Linked DNA regions of Homo sapiens: region 1 is linked to region 2. Evidence: chromatin contacts called from ENCODE Hi-C or POLR2A ChIA-PET data. All regions are on one chromosome and are shown on one strand. The core of a region is the stretch at or near the end of the contact, and the rest is flanking DNA. Distances in the headings are between cores, read along the strand shown.

Region 1 (6,175 bases), core at 2,707-5,206, 140 kb after region 2:
AAGTAATTTAATTTCAAAAGTCACTAGGGAGTGTGGTAATCCTGGTGCTATTTTTGTTTCTTTGAACAACAAAGTTCATATCCCACCCAGGTATTATGTCTCTTGTTTTTTTTTTTTTTTTTTTTTTTTGTCTCCTGGCATTTTAATCAGAGAAAAGTCACAGTTATTTTGAGGAAAGCACTCCCAAGAGCTTTAATTAAAGCTGGAAGGATAAATCTGTTTACAGTGTGGTGAACACTATCATTAATAAAACATTGAAATAATTAACGAATTAAATTCTGCTTTGCGTGTCAATGGCTACGTTCAGGATCTTTGAGAACGTCTCCCTAGAAGATGCAGTACACTGTGTACTTAGTTTGCGGAAATGAAAAGGAAAAACTGAAACTGCATTTCTCTGAGATTCATAGATCACAGATTGAGAGAGCCTGAATGGAGTGAAGGCTACGTTATTTTTATTTTATAGGAAAAGAAACTCAGTTTCAATGAGCTTAATGGCCTGGGTTCTAATGATGTGCTTGAAGAGGAAGATTTTGATCGCACCACTGATACACGGAGTCTGTATTTTGCATCCTAGAATGATTAACCAGAAACAAAGAAAGGAAAAAGGTAAAATTAATAATAAGATCAGCAGCTCTGGGACACAGAATAAAGAATGGAATAATCTGGAAAAAAAGGCAGGGCAGGCAAATTTCATAGTGTGATTAACTCTGCCACTGACAATGAGGAAATTTTAGTAGCTCAGGATATGAAGTGGCTTTTTGAGCAGGATATGGCTGTGTGCAAACCTTCACATTGGGACTTCCTTCACGCTCCTTCTCACTAACAGGCTCCTTGACTTGTTTTTAAGCTTTCTGGCAGACAACGGATCTCACAGGAAGCTCCAATGTGGACGTTCATATCGACAGTTAATGATGCATTGTTTTTTTTTTTAATGCCACTCAGTAATTTCCTAGGGAAAACAATGGGAACCGAAGCTTGTTCCTGTCTTGATGGAAAGTCAGCTTCCAATATCGCCTTATTAATTTAACACATGCAAGTATTTGTGTACTTGTTGTTGCTACAGCAACTTGTTTTGTGAGGGCATATTTCATGCAAAATGTGAAAAAGCTGAAAAAGAAAACAAATGTCATCTGCATACTTATGTGCATATAAATAGAAATGTATGTGTGCTAAGGTTCTTGTGATTAGAGGTACGTGCCTCTTGCCCTCAGTATAAATTATGCTGTACTTGTTGGTTAATTTACAAAACATCTATCTAATGAAAACAACAAGCCAACCACTTCCAAGGAGTTTCAGAAAAGCTGGAAACACATGAAATTATTCATAATTAGGTGATCAGTGGATGATAACAGCACCCACCCTGTACACAGACACAAGAAGCATGTAAATGAGCCTGCTGAGCTCGGAAGGCGAAAAACGGTAATTTTACCTCAAGGTGAACCTGAAGCTAAGCTTTTGTGACTTTCACCTTTCAGAGGGATGGAGCAGCAAAGTCCCTGCATTGTAGGCTTAGAAATAGGAAGCACCCAACCCATCTCAACGTGATTCAGCAGGGAGGTGATGGACATTTCATAAAATAGGCTTGAAAGTATATGAATGGGAATAAATGGTTAAAATCCTGCATACTGTAATATAAACAAGTGGGTGTTAGAGTCTGATAGACCTTGTTTCCAAGCCTGGTCACTAACTGTGACCTTGAGTGTTTACTCGTTTCTCTGAACTTCAGCAATCTCGTTTTTAAAATGGGGATGATTATACCTCCTTCCCAGGATTGCAGTGAGGATCAGATAAAAAATATTCAAGTACTTAGGACAGATCGGGCCACATTCTTTGGACTTGATAAAGGATTAGTGTCGTATGAGTAGGACAATTATCATTTAAGCTCTCCTCCCTCTAGCCAGGTGGGGCCACAGCTTCCTGTTGCCCCTCAGAAGTTAAGTGTGGCTCTGTGATATGCTTTGGCAGTGAAGGTGGGTGGAAGTTATCCAGCAGGGAGACCCAAGAACCATCATGATGAGCTGCAATCTTCCTCCCTCTGTGATATGGTCAGGCTTTGTGTCCCCACCCAAATCTCATCTTGATTTGTAATCCCCAGCATTGAGGGAGGGGCCTGGTGGGAGGTGATTTGATCATGGGGGCGGTTTTCCCCGTGCTCTTCTCATGATAGTGGGTGAGTTCTCATGAGATCTGATGGTTTTATAAGATGGTTTGGAAGTTCCTCCTTCACTCGCCTCTTTCACCTGCCGCCATGTAAGACGTGCCTGCTTCCCCTTCTGCCATGATCTTAACTTTCCTGCTTCCCCTCTGCCATGATTCTAAGTTTCCTCCCCAGTCATGCAGAACTGAGTCAATTAAACCTCTTTCCTTTATAAATTAACCCAGTCTTGGGTAGTTCTTTATAGCGGTGTGAGAACAGACTAATACACTCTGCCTTGGGGCAGGCAACATTTCAGAGGACGCTGTCCCCCAAGTCTGGGTCCTGGCATGAGAAGATACAGAGCAGACCCCAGCTGGCCCAGCCATAGAACATGGCATAAGCAAGAAGAAAACCCTCTAGTTTTTGGGGTTTGAGTTACCTTGCTTCTCCTGATCATGTTTTCTCATTGGCAAAAAGAGATGGATGATTTGAGATTTTTTTTTCTTCTGGGGCAATCTCAGATTGTGTCTAACTCCAAAGAATGATGTAAATCTGTTCTGTTCACAAATGCTTTGTGAGAGGCCATGTAGTCTTAGTGTTTTTACTGACAAGAGAATTGCCTTGCGCAGAAGAATTGCTACAGTTGCAGTTTCAGAGCTCCTGGAAGACCACCATTTCTACCTTAGTGAGAGCTCCCCACATTACCAAGAATGGGACTACATTACTGATACGGGAGTGCTGGGAAGGCAAGAGCGCGGTCCCTTTAAATGGTACAGAAGGGGGAAGGGAAGTGCAGGGTAGAGAAAGGAGAGTCCCTGGCTAGGGCTCCACCCCCACGGACCAAAGTGAAGACAGGTACTCCTGCTTTCCCGCCTAAATGTTGCATTTTCCAAGACCACCATGGCCCACCACGCCCCCATCCTGGGCCTTTAATAACCCGAGACCCTAGCGGGCAGATATACAAGCGGCTGGATATCGTGAGGAACACATTGGGGGAAGAAGGCACAAGTGGCTGATCGTCGAGAGCCCACCGGTAGAAGAGCACACCAACAGGCACAAGCACAACGACGTGGAGTTTGACCGGAGCTGTTGGAGAAGAGTCCAGGAGAAAACCATCTCCCTTCCGGCTCCCCCAGCAATAAAACCTTGCACGCATTCTCCAAGACCACGTGTGATCCGAATCTTCCCGTACACCAAGGCAAGAAACCCTGGGATACAGAAATCCCTCTGTCCTTGTGATAAGGAAGGGGGTCTAATTGAGCTGGTGAACACAAGCCGCCTATAGACGGCAAAGCAAAAGAGCACCTGTAACACGCGCCCACTGGGGCTGCGGCTGTAAACATTCAGCCTTAGACACTGCCGTGGGGTCGAAGCCCCACTGCCTGCCCATCTGTATGCTCCCCTAGAGGTTTCAGCAGCGGGGCACTGAAGAAGCGAGCCACACCCCTATCGCACGCCCTGTGAGGGACACAAGGAGACCTTTCCTGTTTCATTACCATGCAAACATGCTTAGTGCTGCAAAATGTAAGCTTCCCCCGAGAGGCACATCTGTCAATCATACTGAACTGCCTGTTGGTTTGGGGATGTGGGAAAACAAGTTACCAAGAACTATTTTGACACTGGCAAACTCATTTCATTTCTGTCTTAATCTAGAGATGGATTCAGCAATCCCAAGGTAGACGTCTCATCTTTTCTCACTCTCTACATATTTCTCAGTGTTGGAGGTTAGCGTGAGTTCAGTCTCCTGTAATAGGCCATTTCACTTTAAGTGTATGTTAAACTAATATTGACCTTTCCAAAGTAAAACAAAATCTGCTATTTGTGCTCAAAAGACTGAAGCAGCAATAGATGTGGAAAGTAGAGGATTAATCATCTTGTGGTTTTTTTTTTTTTTCTTGCTTAGAAACTCTCTCTGGGAATTAGTCATTTTATATCTAGCAATAAACGTAAGACAGGATCTGACTATTCTCCTGAAAAGGAAGCCTGGATCCTTCAGCAAATAATCTTTTGTATAATTTGCCCACAGTTTAACCCACAGATCCAGCTATGGATGTTTCATTTAACAGTGAGTGAAAAACTCAGGACTGTCAGCATCAGGCCTTTGGGTGGGAATACCCAGATATCAAGGTTGGGCAAGTGGGCATTAGGAGTGGTGCCGGCGATGAGAGGGGGTAGATTAGACGGCTGGAAAATGGGGTCAGCGGTGGGGATGTGGGGCAGACGAGGTGTCTGTGGGGATATGTAAGTGACAGCAGGAAGGGAATGCCAGAACAAAGCGAGGAAAGCAGAGGTAGCATCACTAATGAAGACACAAATATGTACATTTCATGCCTAAACATGGATATCTCGTCAATGGAGAGTGCCTTCAACCAAACCCCCTTCTTGGATGTGTGCTATATAGACCTACATGGAAAAACACACTCCAACCTTTCCTTCCCTTCTCCTACCCTGAACAAACAGAAACCTATTATTGGAAACAATTATTTCATACACGTCTATAAACAGGATTCATATATTTCATCCAGGAAATAAAAACATGTCAAAATAGGAAGCCCATTAACAGACAGTGTGTAGTTGGGAAAAATCAGATCTTGGAGCTGTTATCAAAGTGAGACACTTGTAGTCACATTCTCGGAAGAGTAGTATATAAGTATCTGAGAAGATAAATGCGTTTTCAGGGATGTCATCTTGGGCCTGCTTTTCTCTGATCGTGTAGCGATGGGCTCATTTTGCAGTGATTTATACCTGATGGCCGTGAACCTATCTTCTCTTGCAGTGATTTATACCTGATGGCCGTGAACCTATCTTCTCATTGGAGGCCATTTGGCACAGTACCACTTTCTTTCAACAACCTCTCTAGATGGTCAAAAACTTATTCAATCCTAGATAGGCTTGATCTTATGCTGCATACCTGTATCCACTCTCGGTAGGAATCCTCTCCGGGAGTCCACCCATTCTCAGGGTAGTTCAGGCGGGAGCGCTCTGCAGACCAGTTGGTGCTATACTGGGAAGAAGCTGTGATCTGGTCAGAATGAATTTCTCCTGATTCCATGCCCAGAGCTTCCATACATTTGAAATCTGAAGGGAAAAACAGGGCCCACAGTCATCAAAATATAGGGGATTTAAGATGCATTTTTCTTTTTTAACTTGATACACCAAAGAGTTCTTTCATTCAAAATTCTTTAAAAAGATGGTAGTAAGGGACTTATTGGAATATAGCACTGATACTTGGATTTTCATGGCAATATTTAAAAATATTATGAAGATCATACAGTGATTAATAATTTTCCCAAGTGGACCTAGGTTGACAAAAAGACTATTTGAAATTTACCAGGAAATGATGAAAATTCTGATTTATTTTCACAGTTGAGTGTGTGTGTTTGTAACTATCTGTGACTCTACCTGTCATATGGGTACACACAAAAAGTTGCATTTAAAATAAAATTTTTGTATTAAATTATTTCTTTTAATATCGAAGAGAATTGAAAAAAGACTCTATGTCTAGTTACAATTCATACTCAATGGATGGTAGAACTTAACTCCCTGTCTTTCAGATTCTACTATTGGCACCCAGACCACCTCTTCCTGACTTCCATTGTTCTTATGCCCCACCTCTGGCCTGCATGACTATTAACATAATTAGTTTATCAAAACACAGTTATGCATTGGGGGTAAACTGCACTGTCACACGGCCCCAAAGCACCACAGTTTTAGAGCATAAAATCATAATGCTCACAACAGTGAGCATAAGAATGATTGCTTTGTTTAAAGAAGCACATTAGGTGGACATGTCCCTGGAGGGAGGGGCCTTCAGCAGGGACGTGGTGTTTCAAGGCCAGTGAAACATCAAAATCTATATTCTCTTAGGCCTAACATCCTCAGTTTGATGATACTGGGAATATGAGCTTTCAGTTTTAGGAAAATGTTTATCCAAAGTACACAAGTGAAAAAAAGCTTTAGAGATTAAAGGGAAGATTCTCAACCATCCAGAAAATCTCAACTAACCAAAATTCCCCATTTTCTGAATTTTCTATCAAT
Region 2 (5,616 bases), core at 394-2,893:
TACTAGGAGCCTTCATAAATATAGTGAGTAATAAAGCAATTTCTAGGGACTATATAGTAATCTTGAATTCTGTGATTCATATAAATGTGAATTATTAATAGAAAATAATCAAAATGATTTAATAAAAGTACATGTGTTCACATAGAAAGGGGGAAGAGAGGCCGGGAGTGGTGGCTCACGCCTGTAACCCCAGCACTTTGGGAAGCTGAGGCGGGTGGATCACGAGGTCAGGAGTTTGAGACCAGCCTGGCCAACATAGTGAAACCATGTCTCTACTAAAAATACAAAAATTAGCTGGGTGTGGTGGCCTGTGTCTGTAGTCCCAGCTACTAGGGAGGCTGAGGTGGGAGAACCCCTTGAACCTGGGAGGTGGAGGTTGCAGCAAGCCGAGACCATGCCATTATACTCCATCCTGGGAGACAGAGTGAGACTCCGTCTCAAAAAACAAAAGGGGGTGGGGGGTGGGGAAGACAGCACTGCTTAGATATTAGAAAAAATCTGAGATTTCATTGCTTTTTCTATAAGTTATAAGGTGATACCATGGAACTGTGGGCAAGTCCCTCAACAATCTAAGCTTCCATTTCTTGATCTCCAAAACAGTGGCACCGAGGTTTGCCTTGCTTACTGCCTTGAGAAGTTCAGGAGAGACAGTGCTTGTGAAAGTGTGAGTCAATTACTATTTGTTTTCTTGCATGTGGCTTGTAAGGAAGTCAGATAACATAAGAGAAGTGAGTGACTGAGTGTTAAAGTGAATTACCAAGGATGCTGGAACTTGAAATGCTTTTGTGTGTAGCAATGCAGGCCGAGCTGCCACGTGCTATCCTGTGTGTCCCCGCTCTCCCCGCGTTGCAAGCCCGCAGAATGCCCCGCATCCACTGAGCCGTGGCCAGCCCTACGGTGGGCAAGCCTATCAAGCGCAAACATTGGGAGGGTTCTGACTCTCAAGTGTCTTACAGAAAATAGAGCCAGGAGCTCCATCTGGCACTCCATTTGCTAAATGTCCCATTGATGTCAAACGCCAGGAAATGTGGCTGTTTAAAATCCCAGGGAATAAGATTTCCACTCAGCAGCTTTCTAATGTACGCGCAGCACTCTGCGAAGCAAAAGCCCTTGCTGAGCAGTCTGGTCACAGCCCCTTACACACAAGCTCTCTGGGCCTCCACTAAGAAGTACAAAGACACAGGGCAGAGGAAAATGGACTTATCAGCTCCAGTGGCTTAAAATATGCCGGATGCCAATAGAGGGCACTGTTGCATATCCACAAAAGCCCACGCTCCGCAACCTAGCAAGACCACCAAAGCACTCACCTCCTTCCACACTCTGGCTGCAGTCCTAATGATGAACAGGAGCGATTAAAGTGGCAATCCCACAAAACACGGCTTCTGGTCAAAGTTCATGACTGCTTCATCACCACTTTGATATTTGCAAAGGGGCTTCATGATCATTTTCAGTCCTGAGTCATCTCCAGTACTTTTCTGCAGAATGCTAGATCTCTTAGCTTCACTTTTCAGAAGACTGAAATCCAGAGAGGTTAACTAGATGACTTGAGCCCATTCAGTCCAGAACTAGACAGAGATAGAAAACTCAGGGTTCCTGAATTCTACGCTGGAGAGTTTTCAGAACGGTGCATTGCGAGCTTTGAATGAAAAACATCAACAGCCTGCATCCGCTCTTGACTCTTTAGGGGAGGTTGTATGGCTTGGTGATTAACTGGGACTTCACAGGCAGGACTCCTGTCCCCACCACCTCCTAATTGTCGTTTATCCCAGTGGAAGTTGATAACTGATAACCAAACCTGCAAGTGAGGCCCATTCTGCAGCCCAAGAAGGAGTTAGGGAGGGATAGGAAACAGACACATAAAATCAGGCCAAATAGTGAAACTGATTGGAGTGCTTTGGGGTATCAATGTTGTATCCTAATTGTCCTTTATCACAGTGGAAGTTGATAACTGGTAACCAAACCTGCAAATGAGGCCCATTCTGCAGCCCAAGAAGGAGTTAGGGAGGAATGGAAAACAGACACATAAAATCAGGCCAAATAGTGAAACTGATTGGAGCGCTTTGGGGTATCAATGTTGTATCCTTCAGCGATCCCTCTCAACTATTAGTTAACTGAGAACAGATTGCCCCGAACTTGGGAGCTGTCAGATCTGTTTCTTGCACTCTCCCACCATTGACCCCTGACTCCTACAGAATCTCATTTTGCATCCCACATTCTGAAGGCATTGAATCATTTTTTTTGGCTAAGCACATGTTGGCTCTGGAGTCGCCTATATACAGAGTCTTTGCTGCTGCATTTGAGGCCTGGTGACATGTTATATTATGTAATGTTCTGGCAGTTAAGGAAAACTCACGCCCTCCCTGTTATGTATGAAGTGTCATCTCTAAAGCAGAGACTATTTCTTGCAAAATGGCATTGATAAATGGATAAACGAAACCAACTGACAACATCCCCGTAACAATGCAGTATCCTTCACTGCCAGTTTATTTCTAGAACACCATTAGGCAAAAAAGAAGGCTTTGTGGCCTAAGTAGGTGTTTTCATATATTTCGGAATGACAAATTAAGACGACAAGGATTTTCAGTCAGGCCATGACAGTAAATGTGCGCTTGTCACTTGTTGTAATGCTGTCCGGCAGGCCATAAGGGCCAGGCTTTACTGCATGGCACATTGGGGAGCCAAATCTCTCTGGTGGCATCTTTCTGTCTGGCACCTCACTCAAGTTAGAAAACTCAACCTAGAAAAGACTGTTGGTCCCTACATGGGCAAGTGTTACTTTCGCTATTACTAAACCCTGTGCCAGTCTTGGGGCAGTCGGAAAGGGTGGAGGAAAACAGGGTGCTTTGATGGCTCTGGCCTGGTCTCAAGTGACACACCCTAATCTGAAGGGTTTGTGCCCACATCCTCTCCGCTGCAGCTGGGTGGCTGTTGGCAATCACCTTTGCAAGCACTTGTGTGTACCATGCCAGCGGTTGCTCGTGCCAATTAGAACTCAGCTGGATCTTGATATAAATGGGCCATAGGCTAATCGTTCTGGGATACATCTTAAATTAGTCTGAGAGAGTCAGAGACCACTGTAAAACCATTTGGCCCAGAGTTTGTGCAAGTTTCTCTGATCCAAAATGGCACCTTGGTATCCAGCTGTCTTGGATGCAGACAACTCTTTCACCTCGGGTCATCATCAAATGCCAAACACAAAAGAAATCCTAACCTCTCACTTTACACAAGAGGAGGCCAAGGCTCAGAGAATTGTAAAGACTTGCCACCAGGTTGTGGCAATGTGCAGTGAAGAACACAGTCTATTTCTGGCATCAGAAGGGCTCAAGTTTGGTTCTCCCAGGCACTGTTTGACAGAACCTCCCTGAGTCTTGGATTACTTTTTGTAACCTTCTGAGTTGTTGAGCAGGTGACATGCAGGAACACAGATATTTTAGTGTGCCCCCAATTGCCTGGGATACTGGTTAAATATGCAGATTTTTGGACCCCTGGCCCCCACCAGAGACTTGGATACAGTTTTTCAGGTTTGTTTTTTGTGGAACACTGTAGGGACAAATGGGAGTGTTTGCTGTGTCAGTGGCACAGCCTCTGATCCTTGTTCTATTCACTGTTCGCCTTCTAGTTTCAGCTCAGCTGTAGACAGATGCACTCCTGAGAATGTGACTGAACTTTACTAAGTAGGAATCACTGTAAACCTTATTCACCATCTACTCCACCCCCACCACTCGTCTTTTCTGGGTCACTACTTCTCCCTTGCGTCTAGTCAGCATATAGAAATAAAGATTGTGTCTACCTTTATTATACCCACTAGAAGGCCTGACATAGAAAATAAACGTGAGCCCATACCTATTATAGAGAGCAGAGGCCATTATGCCTTAACTTGCTATGTTCTGTTGCTACCATAGAACTGGACAAAGATGGAACTTTCATTCTAGTGGCTGGTCCATGGAGATATTCTGTGGTATTCAAAAAATCTTGGGGCATCTTTAGGGTCTAACACTTCCATTATTCATGCAATGTGACGCACTTGTATTTGGCATTTAAGTATACATGCATGCAAATATTTTACCTCAAACACAATGGTACTAAATATATTTTTATTTCTAATTCTGACTACAACCAATTTTCTACCATTTTTCTAGAACCAGAAAAATCAAAGTCAATGAAAGTAGCGAGAAGAACATTCACTGTGTAGTTTTCTGTTGTGCCTACAATCTGAGTTATTTATTTTAAAATTACATACTTCAAAATATTCCAACCCTGCCCAAACACTTTATAAAGACTCAGCTTTAAAAAAAAAGTTCTGATTTTGTTTACTGAAAAGGCAAAATTACAATCAAGGAACATTGGAGAGAAAATAATCTGCTATTCAGACACATCAGCTGATTTTATTCTTTTCAATTTTCTTTTTGTCCTTGTCCATATACTTGCAATTCAAGGAGGTTTGTTTTCTAGTTTCAGCTCAGCCATTAATAAGTATGATCCTGAGAAAGGAGCTTAACTTTAATAAATAGGAATAAACGTTTGTCTTATTGATGCCATTGGGTAGTTGTGGGGATTCAGAAATAAGGCAGGTGAAAATGTTTTGCATACTATAAAGTGCCCTAGATGTCAAAATAATTGTTATTTTGATCTAAGACTCTCATTTCATGACTATATCTTCTGTCTCTCCACAAGCTGTTGACATCTGTTTTTAGAGGGTGACAAATACAAAGTAAAAGGAAGATAAAAGGATCTACAAAGATTTCAGAGTATATGACCCAAAGAAGAAGAAGCTGAAAACCTACTTACTCGACATCTTCAAATATGTGAAGGCCAGTGAAAAACATAGAGTGGGAATCAGCTGTTACCAACTCTCCAGATATAAATTAAGATGTAATGGGCTTCAATTGCAGAGGGAATTTAAGTTTTTTTTAAGATCAAATTCCTGACTGTGGGAATTATTACCAACTACAAGGGGCTAGCATTGCAATGGCTCTCCTGCCTGGAGTCTTGAAGAAAGTTACATTTGCCTATTGTCATGTACAGACCACCCCAGAACTTCATGGTGTAAAACAAGCACCGTTTTCTTCTGTTCTTGGATTCTGTGGGTCAGGAGTTCAGACAGGATACAGCAGGAATGGATTGTCTCTGCTGTACAATGACTGCGAGACCCCAGCTGGGAAGACTAAAAAATCTAGGGGTAACTTACACAACGGGGCCAGAGTCATCTGTAGGTTTCTTTGCTCACATGTCAAACACCTGGGGTCATATTGGGCACCTCTCTCTATGGAGTGTCAAGACCTCACTGCACATGGTTTCTTAAACAGGGCAGCTCAGAGTAGCTAGACATGGTACGTGGTGGTTCAGGCCTCAAGAGCAAATGTGAAAGCCACATGGCCTTTTTCTTAAAAAAGAAATCATTTTCAAAAAAAAACATAAGGCTACTTTTGTTTTACCTTATTTTTTTAAAGAGTTTTATTGAGGTATCATTGATATACAAAGAACTGTGTATGTTAAATGTGTACAATTTGAGGAGTTTGAACATATGCAAATACCCTTGGTACCATCACCACAAGCAAGGAAACAGGTATGTTTAACACTTTCCAAAGTTTTCTTTTGTTCCACCACTTTGTTTTT

What was found. A loop is a pair of places that touch in the nucleus more often than their neighbours do. ChIA-PET counts read pairs that join two places held with the same protein, here RNA polymerase II (POLR2A). Pooled maps may share reads with other maps.
Region 1: a loop to region 2 is called in a pooled map, with 4 times the contacts of the local background. The contact joins the enhancer-like site here to the promoter of IATPR in region 2. A Hi-C loop is called at or near these places in 9 of 50 pooled maps. POLR2A ChIA-PET finds 5 or more read pairs at or near these places in 2 of 52 experiments (T-cell and activated T-cell).

What each region holds. Positions count from the first base shown.
Region 1 is chr10:33,248,980-33,255,154 of GRCh38, forward strand. It overlaps NRP1 (neuropilin 1), which reads right to left. Exons shown (of 17, transcript NM_003873.7): 6 at 5,049-5,215. Among named protein-coding and RNA genes, the nearest start is that of NRP1, 83 kb to the right of the region's middle. Within about 2 kb of position 3,957, at least 5 of the 41 ENCODE cell types and tissues checked have a DNase peak (open chromatin) inside an H3K27ac peak, as active enhancers do.
Region 2 is chr10:33,115,164-33,120,779 of GRCh38, forward strand. It overlaps IATPR (ITGB1 adjacent tumor promoting lncRNA), which reads right to left and starts at 1,644. Exons shown (of 3, transcript NR_160030.1): 1 at 1,308-1,644.